Linked DNA regions of Homo sapiens: region 2 is linked to region 1. Evidence: chromatin contacts called from ENCODE Hi-C data. All regions are on one chromosome and are shown on one strand. Each heading gives the region's core, a stretch centred on a gene start or an enhancer-like site at or near the end of the contact. The rest is flanking DNA. Distances are from core to core; before and after follow the strand shown. Region 1 holds the start of SPIN4 (spindlin family member 4). Region 2 holds the start of ZC4H2 (zinc finger C4H2-type containing).

Region 1 (6,743 bases), core at 3,110-5,609:
ATGGGCAAGAATCATACCAAATTAATTACAGTGTCTGCCTATTCAAAGAATGGAAGTGGGATGGTACTGGGAAAGATATTTATTATCTGTAATTTTCTGACTGTTTAATAATATATATCTCTATCTATATCAAATAGGCCAAAATGTTGACACTTATTAATTTTGGGTGGAGGTGAGAAAATGTTTGTCATATCTTTCATACTTTCCTATATTTTGATTTAATTTTGATAAATAAAATACAAAGATAATTGAAAATACCATTATAGCTAATTATTTTATTACAATGTTTTCAGAATTAGATCTAGGTGACATAAAATACACAAAAGCATAAAGCCATCTGAATAGTACAGTCAACAAGCAACAACCAGTACAATCAGCAATAATAGAGAACTTTTAACTTTGTATGTCACAGAGAATGTATATACCTTTTTAATAAAAAGCCTGAATAAACCAATAACTATTAAAGAAATCACAAAGCTGATTAAAAATCTACTATTAAAAGTGTCATCAGGATTAGATTGTTTTACACTTTGTCCTAGCTAACTTTTAACAAACAAATAATTCTAATGCTATTTAAATTATTCCAGACCACAGGAAAAAAATTGAAAACTCACATATTCATATTTTTTTAAAGCTAGCACAACTTCAATAACAAAACTTGATAAAGATAGCATCAGAAGGACAAAATACAATTTTACTTTGGAATGAAAATGCAATAATTCTAAATTAAATACTGGTAAATAAAATCCACTCATGTAGCAAATCATTATTTCACAATGACCAAGTAGTATTTGTTCCAGAAATACAAGTTTGGTTCCACATCAAATGCCTACCATTCTAATTCATTACATCAACAAATTAAAGAGAAAAAAAATCATACAATTTTATCAATAGATGCTGAAAAGGCATTTTATAAAATTCAGGAACCACTTCTAGCAATAACACTATAAAACAGGAATAGCGGAAACTCTTAAACATGTTAATGACTACCTACTAATAACCAAAAGTAAATGTCATACTAATAGGGAATACTATTCCCTATTAATATTTTGCATTCTTACTTCCATGAAAATTAAGAACAAGACAGTCACGTCTGTCATCACTCTTCAACATTGTTTTGAAAAATCCAGCTAATGTAACAGTAATCAGTATAAACATTAAGAGGAAATAAAATGATCTATATGTTCAGGTGAAATAATTTCATATCTAGAAAACCCAAAATATTATATTCTTAAAAATCTACTGTAATTTCAATGATTAAATAAGCTCATTAGACAGAAGATAAAAATACAAAAATCTATAGGTTGTCTATATTGTCAAAAATAGCTAATTACAAATGAGAAGAAAAAAACCAATTCACAATGTCAAAATATGAAATAAAACTGTAAAAATACTTAGAAATAAATTCAGTTAGCTATGATATACTTACGTGAAGAATATTCCAATAACAAGACCAAAAGATTTCAATGATGTACGAAGACTCTTGAGTGCTAAGATTTAATATTATTAAAGAGCCCTCTAAACAAAAATGCAGGATTTTAATTGTGATGTCAGCCATCATAATTAGAATTTTATTAAAATTCTGCATTTCATTTTTTCACATGAAAAAATGAATGTCTAGGACATATTATATAAAGAAAAAAAAAACTAATGAAGTGGGACTTGCTTTATCGGATTCTAAAACTTACGATGAAGCCACTATAATTAAATCATGATATTGGCTCAGAAATTTGAAAATGGGTAACATTTTAAATAAATGTCACAATCAGGTATCCAATGTGAACAAAATGTTATAGCTGGATCCCCATCTTACACCATATACAAAAATAAATTTCAGATGGATCAAACATTTAAACATTAAAAATAATAAAGTTATTAGAAGAAAATGTAGGTGAATATTTGTATGACTTTGGGTGGGGGCATCCATGTGATAAAAAAAGGAAACCAAAATCTATAAAAGAGATAAGGGTCTACCTAAAAAGTTTAAAAATTTTAAAGGAAAATATATCATCAATAAAGTCAAGATGAAAACGTCATAACACATTAGAGCTACAAATGATTAATATGCACTATGTAGTAAGAATTTCTACAAATTTATAATGAAAAACATCAATAGATACATGAGCAAAGGGTAAGAACAGGCAAATCAGAGAAAAATCCAAACAGAAACAAGGACAGCAACAACAACAAACCTCTTTGAACTCAGACAAAAGGCAATTAAACTAACAAGCAATACAATGCAATTTTTAGCCTTTCATATTTTCAAGCATTAAAGAGTGCTGGAGAGGACGCTGGAACGGGCGCTTTCATTTTGGATAGTAATCTTGTAATATTTCTGAAACATATGCCTACATAGTATTTCTGGGAATCCAACCTATATAAATAAAAGCACCAGTATGTATTACAGCAGTGTTATTTTGAAAAAAAATAAAAAAAGGAAATAAAAGACGATCAATAACGAAATGGTTGAATGCCTTTTTGGTACATCAACAAGTACTGTGTATTCAGCTGTTAGAGTAAGGGAGGGAGGGGGAGAGCAAGAGTGCAAGAGAGTAAGAGTGAGGGCCAGAGAGAGCCAGAGAGAGCAAGAAAGACTGAAGCTACTGATAAGAAGAGATATCATCTACATGTCAAGTGAGAAAAGCATGTGGCTTGCCATTTTTACAGAAACTACTAGAACATACTTTCTGCATGAAGATGGGGAAAATAGGTGGAAGGATGTACTTCGCATCCTCAACACTTGTTTTCTGGGAAGAAACAAGGTAAGGAAAGGAAGGGGTAAGGACGGGGTGTGGGTTTACACCATTAATTTTTCTTAATCTATTTTTGCATTGTTCCAATGGTTGCAAACACTTTTTAATTTTCTATTAGCACCCAATTTAACTGTTAAGTTACAGAACAAGGCAATATCAAAAGTAGCAAAGTACACTTGAGGCAAAATTGTGAAACTAGTCAAGGTAAGATTTGTTGGCACAATAAAATTTATCCACTTTCCTGAATTTCTGACACCTAAACTCTTCTCTGCGTTCACAACTACGAGAACACAAAATAATTCACATCTAACAGATCCACAACTTCTCTAAAGAGCACAAAGAATTTAAGGAGTTTTCACCAAACCATAGACATAAATGTGAATATCATCATCAAACTTAATGAAGTAAACAGATGGCTTCGCCACCACTTGATGTATAAAAATGCCAGTTCTCTTGGACCCGTCATCTTTGGCATGCTCCACCTGCTTGCCCACGAGACTGTCGACCACCTCTCCAGGCTCCTGTTCTGCTGTAGGGAAATAGTAGTTGGAATCTGGAATAATGCGTAAGTCACCATCTTTGTAGTCATCAAGCAGCGTGTACATATAGAGAACAGGATCTTTCTCGTAGGTGATGTAAAACCAAGTATCCATCACAGGAGCTCGCGCCAGGACCATACCCTTCCATTCATCCTTGGTACCATGTTCACCTTCAAACACATGCTCCACTGCCTTGCCAATCAGGGAATCTGCCAGTCGTGAATCGATACGAGGAGTTGGCACTCTCTCAGGAAGGATCTCTAGCGCTAAAACTCTCTTATCGCGGTGCAGTTCTAGTCCATACACACTATCTTTGCCATCATATTTAATGATGTAAAGAGTGGGCTTCACGGAAACCTGCTCGAGCACAGTACCCTTCCACTGCTCCACTGGCTCGTTGCCTTCCTTCCAGCCGTGTTGAATGCGGCAGCCCACGATGTTCCTACGAGTGAGGAAAGTGGGCTTGCGCCGTTGCTTCCTGTGGGTGTGCCTTTTCTTCATCAGGTATGCGGACACGCCATCTACCCCCATCGGAGGCACGGTTGGAGGAGACATAGCTCAGGGATTAAGAGGGCTTGGGGAAAGCTGCTGCCCTGGTCGATTAAACTGACAAAAAGTCAACACTATGCAATATGATATATATATTTTTTGCGATCTCAAAGACCTGGTCTGTGCTCCCTTCTCCAAGTGCAAGGCTCTCACCAAGGTTTTGGCAGAAACGCTCGAACTCTAACCGTGAGCACTGGGACAGCGTGTGCCTCTCCACAGTGCTTTCCTCTCTCGCCCTAGAAGGGTTACTGCAGCAGTGGCGGCTGACGTAGAGATGGCGGGCTCGCGAGTGCTGTTCGTGCCTTGCGTCCGCCCCAACCCCGACCCCAAGTCCCCGAATCGGCCACTTAGCTGTTGTCGATGCTGGTGCGGCTGCGGCACGGCGGCAGAGGAGACGACGGGGACGAAAGGCAAGGAGTAAGAGGGATGGCTGCAGCGGCAAAGGCGCAGGCGGCGGCAAGTCTCTGGGGAGTCCGCGCGGCCTGGGCTTCGCAGCGCTAGCTGGCTTGGCTTCACTCTGGCGACCGGGTCTTTGCGGCGCAGGGAACCCGCCCCCTCTGAGCCCGCCTGAGCCTTGGCCCCGCCCCCAGCCATCCCGCCTTCCGCTCTGCGGGCGGCAGCCGGGCTGGTCAGCGCGCGTGCCCGTGTTCAGTTTGTATTGACACACGCGCCCTCTCTTTCATTTCCTCCTCCGCCCCTCGACCGTTTCCCTCAAACGCCAGCCAGACAGGCCGACTCCCCTCCTCCTCCTTTCTGGCGGTCTGCTGCCCGCCAGCCTCCTACACAGTGGCTCCATCTGCTTTCTGTCTTCCAGGAATTCCTCACTTAAAAAAAAAAAAAATGTAAAACACACGCACACCCAGAAAGAGTTTGTGCATACAAATTATTTTCTTTCAGTTTAAGATATTTAAGATGAGAATAAAAACCCTGTGTACAATTTACAGACCACCATCTTAATCCAAAATCTGTTTTATATTTTCTACCTGATCATTTCTAGTAATTATTTTTATTTTTTTTTTTTTTGTCAGAATGTAAAGGTCATGTACTGACATTGTGGAGATCTTCTAAAATTCAGTGAAATAAAAGACGAAACTACCATTAATTTTACCATCCAGACTGCACCAAAATGTTAACAATACTGTTTTCTCTCCTATTAATAAACCTGTACTTATATTTTATAAAATTGGGAGCATATTTCATACTTTTATAACTTGTGTTTTTCATGTATATCATGAACATTTTCCAAGATTGTTAAATACTCTGAAAACATGATTTTTAATAGTAATATTAAATATTTGTAATATTCCTTTTGATAGTCCACTATTTATCCTACATGATCTATAACATAAGTATAAATAAAAACATTTTACCTTCATAAATGGATTTATTGTCTAAACCATTTTTTAAAAGAAGATTTAATGACATGGAGAGCTGCACATGAGATGAGTACAATGAAAAAGCAAAATATTGAAACAATATTGTGGTCTTAATTTTGTAGAGAGAGAAAGAAGGGATTTTTTGTGTATATATTTGCTGTTTTTCTGATTATAAAAGTGCTGCATGCTTATATCGAAAACCTGCAAGAAAAGAAAGTGTCCATAATTTCACTTACCTTAAGTCACAGAGCTGCTATGAGGATTAAATGAGAATGTCTGTAAAGCTTTTAACACTATATCCCACTTACAAGATGACATTAAAATCCAGAAGAGTCTAGGGTTCTCATTTTCATTCCTCTACTCTTCACTGGTGAAAAGAGAAAGCGTCATATAATCATGAGTAAAAAAGGCAATTAATTCACCTGGAAACAAAACCGGGGCAAAAGCTGCAAGGTGTCAATACTGGTTGCCTGAACATTTCATTACCTTCCAAGTCAGTGACAGAGAGACCTAGTCCTCATTCTGTTTAATAGCTGGTCACACAGAATGTGTAAGGATCCTCCAGTTCACCATGTTTCCCAGGCAAAGGACTTCAGAGATGGGATAATTCTTTAATGCCATATTACAAGATAGTAATTCCAAGGAAGAAGGTAAACTACATGTATGAACAGTTATTTCCAAACACTTAGAATGACATCGTGGTGTATATATATTCACACATATACACAACCTACACATTCATACTCAAAGTCAGAAGGTGAACGTATGTAAATGTTATGCCATTATGTTCCACAAATAATGTCTTCCAAATAATTCCCCAGACCAAGATACACCAAGCACTTTTTGCTCAGAAGAGCAGTTGACACATGAAAGAAGAAGATGACCCACAGGGCACACAAATGCAGGGAAAACAGTTTCCTCAGGCCTTTGGTTACATCCTTCAAGGGAATTCTTGCTTACAACCCCACAAAGTGGCCTGAAGAGACAAAAAAAAATTCGAATACCCTTTCTTCTCCAAAATTATGATTCTAATATTCAGACCATTCACTAACATATAGATTTAAAAGGCCTTATCATGCTGATATAATGTTCACTTTGTATGACTCCCACTGGACAATAAACTTATTCAAGAAGGGATTTTTATCTTGCATCCCAAATACCCTACACAGAATAGAGACTCAATAAACATTTGTTAAATGAATAAATAATTGCTTTCAGCTGCCCTGCCCCAATGCAAAGACATCTTCCACAGTGAAACAAGTAGCCTTACACAAGCTTTTGACGACTACAGTTCTGGCAACTCAGGCTCTCCCTCAGCAATTTTATCCTTTTAAAACACCTAAATCACTGACCCTGTGAATACATGTGCCCATAAGTCTGAAAATGCTTAGGAGAAAACATTAAAGCAAGTGGGGCGGGGGCAAGCTTTCATCAACCTACATGTGTGGATAACAATAAAACTTACCTCAAAGTGTAAGTGTGAGGATTAAATTAGATAAATACACACAAATCTCTCAGCACATGAA
Region 2 (6,743 bases), core at 2,007-4,506, 1.6 Mb after region 1:
TTTTTTTTCTGTTCATTCTCCGTAATTTTAGTTTCTCCATTTTCTTTGCCCTGCCTGCCTGTGGGTGACTGGAGCATTTTTTAAAAATTCATATTGATTTATTTATAATGTTTTGAGTACATTTCTTTGTATAGCATTTTCAGTGTTTTCTCTCAGTAATATATTATGTATACATAATTTATTTAATAGTCTTCTGACATTACCACTTTACATGCTTGAATGAAGTGTAGAAGCATGTCCTCCCCTTTACATCTCTTTACATTTACAATCCCCTTTACATTCCCCAGTTTACAATATAAATGTGTTAAATATTTCCTCTACATATGCTGAGACCACACTAGATAACAGTATAAATTTAGCTTCAATTATCAAAATACAAGAAATTTCAAGAGGAAAGAGAAAGTCTACTGCATTAACCATGCTTTTGCTTACTGTTTATTGTTTCTTTTCTGTTTTCAGAGCTTACTATCATCTTTTTTTAGGGTATATCTAAATTCCTTAGTATTTCTTCATTGGAGAATGTCTTGATTACCCATTCAATACTGAAGGATATTATTATTGGACATAGATTTATGGGTTGTCACTTCTTTTCCTTCAGCACTTACAAAATGCTAGGGCATCGTCAGTTTCTGATGATAAATCTGTCATTCTAATTTTTTTTTTCCTTTGTAGCTTTTGTTTCTCTTCAGCTGTTTTGAAGAAGTTTCCTTTTTCTTTCATTTTCAGAAGGTTGATTACAATGTGTTTTGGAGTGTGTTTCTTTGTGTCAATTATGTTGGTGTTTGCTCCTCTTCTTGAATCTAAATGTTTATGTCTTTTGCACAATTTGGGAAGATTTTAGTCATTATTTTTCCCAATACTTTTCCAATCCTGCCCTCTTTCTCCTGGGAATTTGTTGGCATAAATGTTAAAGCTTTTGTTATAGTGCCACAGTGATTTCTATTGTTTTATATTTGTAAGCTATTTTTTCCCTCTCTCTTCTCCACCTTACTGTTGAACCTATCCATTGAGTTTTTTGGGGTTTTTATGTTACTGTATTTTTCAGTTCTAAAAATGTCACTTTGTTCTTCTTTATGTTTTATATTTCTTTGTTGAGACTTTCTATTCATTTTCTGAGATTTTCTACATTATCATTTGTTTCAAGTGTATTGTAACTGCTCACTGAAATGTTTTTAGGACAGGTGCTTTAAGATCCTTATCAGATAATTCTAACATGGGTGTTATCTCAGTATTGGCATCTGTTTATTTTCTCTTCTCATTCAAGTGGATATCTTAGTATGGAAAGTGATTTTTGATTAAAAGTTGGATACTCTGGATCTTATTTAAATCTTTTGTTTTAGCAGTCCTCTACCACTCTCTTGGATGGAAGAGGGACAGTAGAAGTCCAGTTTCTCCACTGTCTCTTGACATCCAGTTTGGAGAAGGGCTGTTTGTTACTGCTGTTTAGAGGTGAAAGTTTGGCCTTCTCTCTGGGCCTATGCTGATTCCATCCTAGCTGGTTGAGGTAGAAACTCCTAGTTACCACTGGTAAGGGTAGAAGTCATGGTTCTCCATATGGTCTTCACTGGGAGAGGTCTATTTTCACTGGGGATTAAAGTCCTTGCTCACAACTGGTCCTTCTCTGGGCATGGGGTGGTGGTTCCTTTGAAGCTTGGTGAGAGTGGAAGTCTAGGCTCTCCATTTGCAAGCCTAAGCTTCTGACTAGCTGCATCGTTATGACAGCTGGCATTCTACTGTACTAAGGTGTCTCACTTTCTAGCTAGCTTCTGATGCTTTTGCCAAAAAAAAAAAAAAAAAAAAAAAAAATTGCAACATATTCCCTTCTCCTTTCCAGACTTTACCTGGGACATAGTGGGAAAAGGAATACCTTTGCAGGCAGACCAACAAAATGTGGCAATTTCAAGCTGCGTGGCTGTGGGAAAATCACTCAAATTCTCTGGGCCTCTATTTCCCCAGCTGTAAAGGAGGAGTAGGAAGCTCACAGGACTCTTGCTGAATGAGCAAAAGTAGGTCAAAGGGCCTGGCACACAGGGGCGGGAAGGGACTCAATAAATGATAGTTCCCTTCCTTTACCTCTCCTGTAGAAAGAGAGATGCAACCCCTCAAGAAGAAGAAGAAACCAAGGTGCTTTACCTACCACCACTAATCACCATGTGTAGGTCTCATCCAGCACTCTAAGGGTTAAATCTCATGATCAAAGTCTTATTTCTTAAAGAAACACACTTGACATCTTCCACCTTGGGTTCTCAGAAAACACTCCAGGGAGAGAGCTTGACCCAGGCCACTCTCAGAGTGAGAGCAAAAGCCAAAGCAGGGGCTCACGCTGAGAAGGCGAGGTGAAGAAAGACCTTGTGCCAGCCCACACAGCCCGCCTGGCGCTATTGTGTTCTGAGCAAGGACAATATCATCGCTTTGCCAAAAGCTGCTCCAGGAGCAACCGTGTAGCGGACTCCACTTCGGCAACTCCCACTTTGCCAGCCCGCCTGTCACCTCCAGCTCCTCAGAGCAGCTGTCGCGATCCCACCATCAGCGCAGCGACCGCGTCCCCAGTCCCCATTGCTCCCATCCCCCTCCCAAGCGCGGGATAGGAAGGAAGAAAGTGGCGAGTGAGTGAAAGGAAAACGAGCGCGCGCCATTCTCCCAGCTCCGCCCGCTGAGATTCCTCTGCAACCCCCAGTTGGCAGCCCCTGGCAGCAGCCACCAGCCCCGATGCGCTAGACTTGGCTCTCAAAAGCCTTTCCCGAACTCCAGGTTCTGAAGTTGAACAAGAGACTGGAAAAAAATCCCGACTCCTAAAGAGCAAGGAGCCAAAGACACCTTGGGGCACACAAGTACTTTTAAAAAACGTGTCCATGAATGCAGAGCCCTGACCTCCACCTCGAGAAGAATAAAACTGTCTTGGTACCAAACCCGTGTTTCTTCATCTTTGCTTTCTCAGCCACATCTGGCAAGAGGTCTCTCTCTCTCTCAACTCTCCTCAGCGCCCCTCCCATCCTCACCTCTCCGGCAAGTCTGTGGTGAATGGGCCCCTTTCCAGCTCCTCTAGACAAACAGCCCAACAATAGATAATTAGCCCTCTCCCGCAACGAAGGGTTGGAGAGGGGCGGGGAGGGGGACAACGTGCCACTTACCTGATCTCTTTAATGCTTTCCAATTTGCACATGATTTCTTGCTCATCTGCCATACTTTTCACTGTCAATTTCACGTCCCGAGAGATGTACAAATACACCAGCCAAGGGATACAATAGACACAATGTAGCCACCTCCTCCGGGCTTGGGGCTATGAGCCTGTGCGGTAGGGGCTTGGAGAGGCCTGGGAGCTGTAGTCCGGAGCTTCAGGGCCAGCCAGGAAGCCCGGGGGCCTGTAGGACTACAACTCCCAGAAGGCCAAGCGAGACATGCCTGTTTCCCTTCCTGCAGCCGCACTTTAAATCAATTTGTTATAGATAATTATGTCAAAGGTTGTGAAGAGTGCAAAGGAATGGGGATATTCGTCTGGCCCGTGTGTGGGAAAATGGAGAAAAAAATATTCCTGAAGGCAATTGGAGAGATGAGAGACATACCCATTCGCTCCCTTCGGGGGCCCTCGCACCTACCCACCCGCAAAAGATTAGCGGTAGTCGCTAATTACGCCTTGGGGATGGAAAGAAACCCTGCAGGGAAAGTAGCTTTGGAGACGTTGAATGTGCTAGCTGCTGCCTGGGGACCAGTAACTTTGGCATTCAATTTAGGGTGGGGCGGGGGTGGGGAAGAGGAGGATGGGAGGAGGGAGATGCTGCAAAAGCTGGGGGAAAGGAGAGTGGGTAAGTACTTCCAGCTACTTACCCATTCAACAAACAATTACTTAAGCTCGGACTTTGCCAGTCAATGGAAGAAGTACTGTAGGAGTCACCGGGCAAGGCAGATAAATAAAAGCAAATCCTTGCCTTTGAGGAACAGAAGAGGCTGAAAATTTACCTATTAATTACAGTACAGTGTGGTGTCAAAATACAGGAATAGATAAGGTGTAACCTGTGCAGAGAAGATGTAAATAGGTCTCAAGAGTGACTAAGAATTTGTCAGACCATAGAGGAGAATGGGCTCTCCAGGTGAGGATACAATAGAGAGAGAAAGGAAAGGATGAGTGGTTCAGAGTGCCTGAAATATAGGTTTCTTATATGAGGTGTAGAGGTGGAAAAAAGAAATGGGAGATGTAGTATTTAGAAAAGGCAGGTAGGAACCAGACTATGAAATACGTTAAATGTCAGACTAAAGGGTTTGGACTTAATCCTGTAGGCAGACATTTATCTAATAAACTTTTAAATTAATTAATTTATTTATTTATGAGACAGTCTCACTCTGTCGCCCAAGCTGGCGTGTAATGGCACAGATCTCGGCCCACTGCAACCTCCTTCTCCTGGGTTCAAGCAATTCTACTGCCTCAGCCTCCCGAGTAACTGGGATTACAGGCGCCCACCCACCATGCCCGGCTAATTTTTGTATTTCTTAGTAGAGATGGAGTTTCATCATGTTGGCCAGACTGGTCTTGAACTCCTGAGCTCAAGCAATCCACCCGCCTCAGCCTCCCAAAAGTGCTGGGATTACAGGCATGAGCCACTGCGCCTGGCCCTAATAAACATTTTTTAAGTGCTTATTCTGCACCAAGTAATGTTTAATTATTTTATGTTTCAAAGCACGGTAGTGATAAGGATGGAGGAATATTTTAGAGAGGGACTCTGGAAGCAAAGTGGAGAATGATTAGAGGACATGAGACCAGGTAAGAGGCAGTTACTCAGCGTGCACAAACAGGCCTAGAGAGCTGGACGTTGGGCAAAAGGAAGATGGTGACTCACTCCCAACTAAAAGTGAGTCAGAACTCTCTCTGAGTTTGTGCTTTCTTTTATTGAGCTTCAGTTTCCTCATCTGAAAAATGTACCTAGTGAGCCCACCTCAGAGGCTTGTTGGGAGGCCTCTATGAGATCATTCCCATGATCATGCTGAATACAGGGCTTGGTATTTTGTAGGAGCTTGAGAAGTTTGTGGAACATGAATCTCATGTCATTCTGGATGTCCACAGTGATTTTAAGCATTCTCCAGGGAAGAAATTAAAGCCCTTCTCTTCTTTGGATCCAAGATGTAATAACTTTCTTAACCATAAAATTCTCCCTGGTGTCTACATTTTCCTATTGTCTTGAAGGTTGCTATCTTGTACAGCCACTAGTTGGTATTTAAAGAACATTGAGTTGGTTAGTCACAAAGCCTGTGGATCCAGAGCCAAGAACTGGCCCCAGCTCTGTCCCGTAAGGGGAGGAGGTAAGCAACAAGCCTGCGTTAAGTGCCTGACATGTACTGGCTACTGTGCTGAGTCTGATATGTACAATCTATCATTTCATCCTCACAACCACTATGAAGGGGGCAAGTAGATTCATCCCCTTTTAGAAGGAAGAAAACTGACTCAGATAGGGAAAGTTGTTTTGCCATGTCCACACAATAAGTTATAAAGCTAGAGCCTGTGCCCAGTTTGGACCAAGTTACTTGCAGATTAATGAAGAGAGTGTGTCTGGAAAAAAAAAATATATATATATAGCAACCAAAACTACAATGGGGTCCCGAGTGTATGTATCTATGTCAAACATAAAGTGGTTTATAATGCATTAATGCTGGCTTGGGGAGAAGCGGAGGGTTTGTATGGGATGTGTGGGAAGCAATTTATGAACAGCCTTTGAGATTTTAAATTTAATGTCTCTCTCTTTTTCCATTGTCCCCTTCACCTTAAGAATCCTTACCACTGACTATGTTCACACATCTGGTAAAAGTCTGGATGTGGGTATGTATCTGTTTCAATTAAATATGTTAATGGGTTTAGAGTCTGATTTGGTAATAATTTGGGAACTATCTTGTCTTTCAAGCCTCACCGAAATCCTAGTTTACAGATGAGGAAACTGAGACCAAGAGAGGCAAAGGACTTGTCTGACATCACCCTACTTGGCTGAAACAGAACCAAGACTCCTGACTCAAGGGCCTGTGCTCTTCCTATGGCCCCATGCGGCCTGTATCAAGCTGCTGCTGCTACCATGGGGCCTGAATGCCTCTGTTACTTTTCAGCCAGAAGGTGCACTCCAATATAGGGTGTCTGCAGAGGGCCAAGCATGTCCCATGCTTCCAACTATGGACATTTAAGGGAGATAGCAGTTAATCTAAGAGAAGAGGCCATGGGAAAACCTGGAGCTTGGAAGAAGGTTTGTGCTATTTGTAACAATTAAAATGTCCAAATACAGAAAGAGTAATGTGCCTCTTAGCTTCTGCTGGTTTGCTTTTGGCTCCTTGACCTCCTTGAGAACAGATGTCTCACCTGTTCCTTGCTGAATTTTAAGAATCCAGGCTAGCAGTGAGAGGAAGGAAAATGTTGTAGAGAAACAGTGGGGAAGAGAAGGAAACTATAGCCTTCTGCCCCTTCTTCTGAAGCAGCACTTAAAACAGTATCTGCAAGCCAAGGTGGTGGCTTTTCCATAGTAAGTGTTCAGTAGCTCTCAATTGATCAGAAGTTTGCAATGGCTGAAACAATATTTAAGATATGGGCTAGCAGTGAGTTCTAATGCATGATTTTATTAGAAGAACTGATTGATTTGAGGGGTTAGAAATAAAAAAAAATCTTAGTTTTATCAGGGCCAACATTATTCTTATTGCTAAGGCAATAAGGCAGGGTATGTTGGGGTTAATACCATTAAAATGCAAGAAATTAGCAAAAGGGAAGCCAGTCAGTC

The links. Hi-C counts contacts between places; a loop is a spot of excess contacts on that map. Pooled maps may share reads with other maps.
Region 2: a map with no recorded cell type shows a loop between it and region 1 (20-fold over the local background). The contact joins the promoter of ZC4H2 here to the promoter of SPIN4 in region 1. A Hi-C loop is called at or near these places in 4 of 37 single-sample maps with no recorded cell type and 10 of 50 pooled maps.

What each region holds. Positions count from the first base shown.
Region 1 is chrX:63,346,973-63,353,715 of GRCh38, forward strand. It overlaps SPIN4 (spindlin family member 4), which reads right to left and starts at 4,360. Exons shown (of 1, transcript NM_001012968.3): 1 at 256-4,360. The coding sequence starts at 3,847. The coding sequence ends at 3,098. It overlaps SPIN4-AS1 (SPIN4 antisense RNA 1), which reads left to right. Exons shown (of 3, transcript NR_046739.1): 2 at 2,668-2,762; 3 at 4,870-5,216. RefSeq lists enhancers at 3,549-3,678, 3,779-3,828, 4,099-4,148 and a silencer at 4,349-4,578.
Region 2 is chrX:64,973,194-64,979,936 of GRCh38, forward strand. ZC4H2 (zinc finger C4H2-type containing) reads right to left here and starts at 3,257. Exons shown (of 5, transcript NM_018684.4): 1 at 3,132-3,257. The coding sequence starts at 3,184. RefSeq lists an enhancer at 2,777-3,320.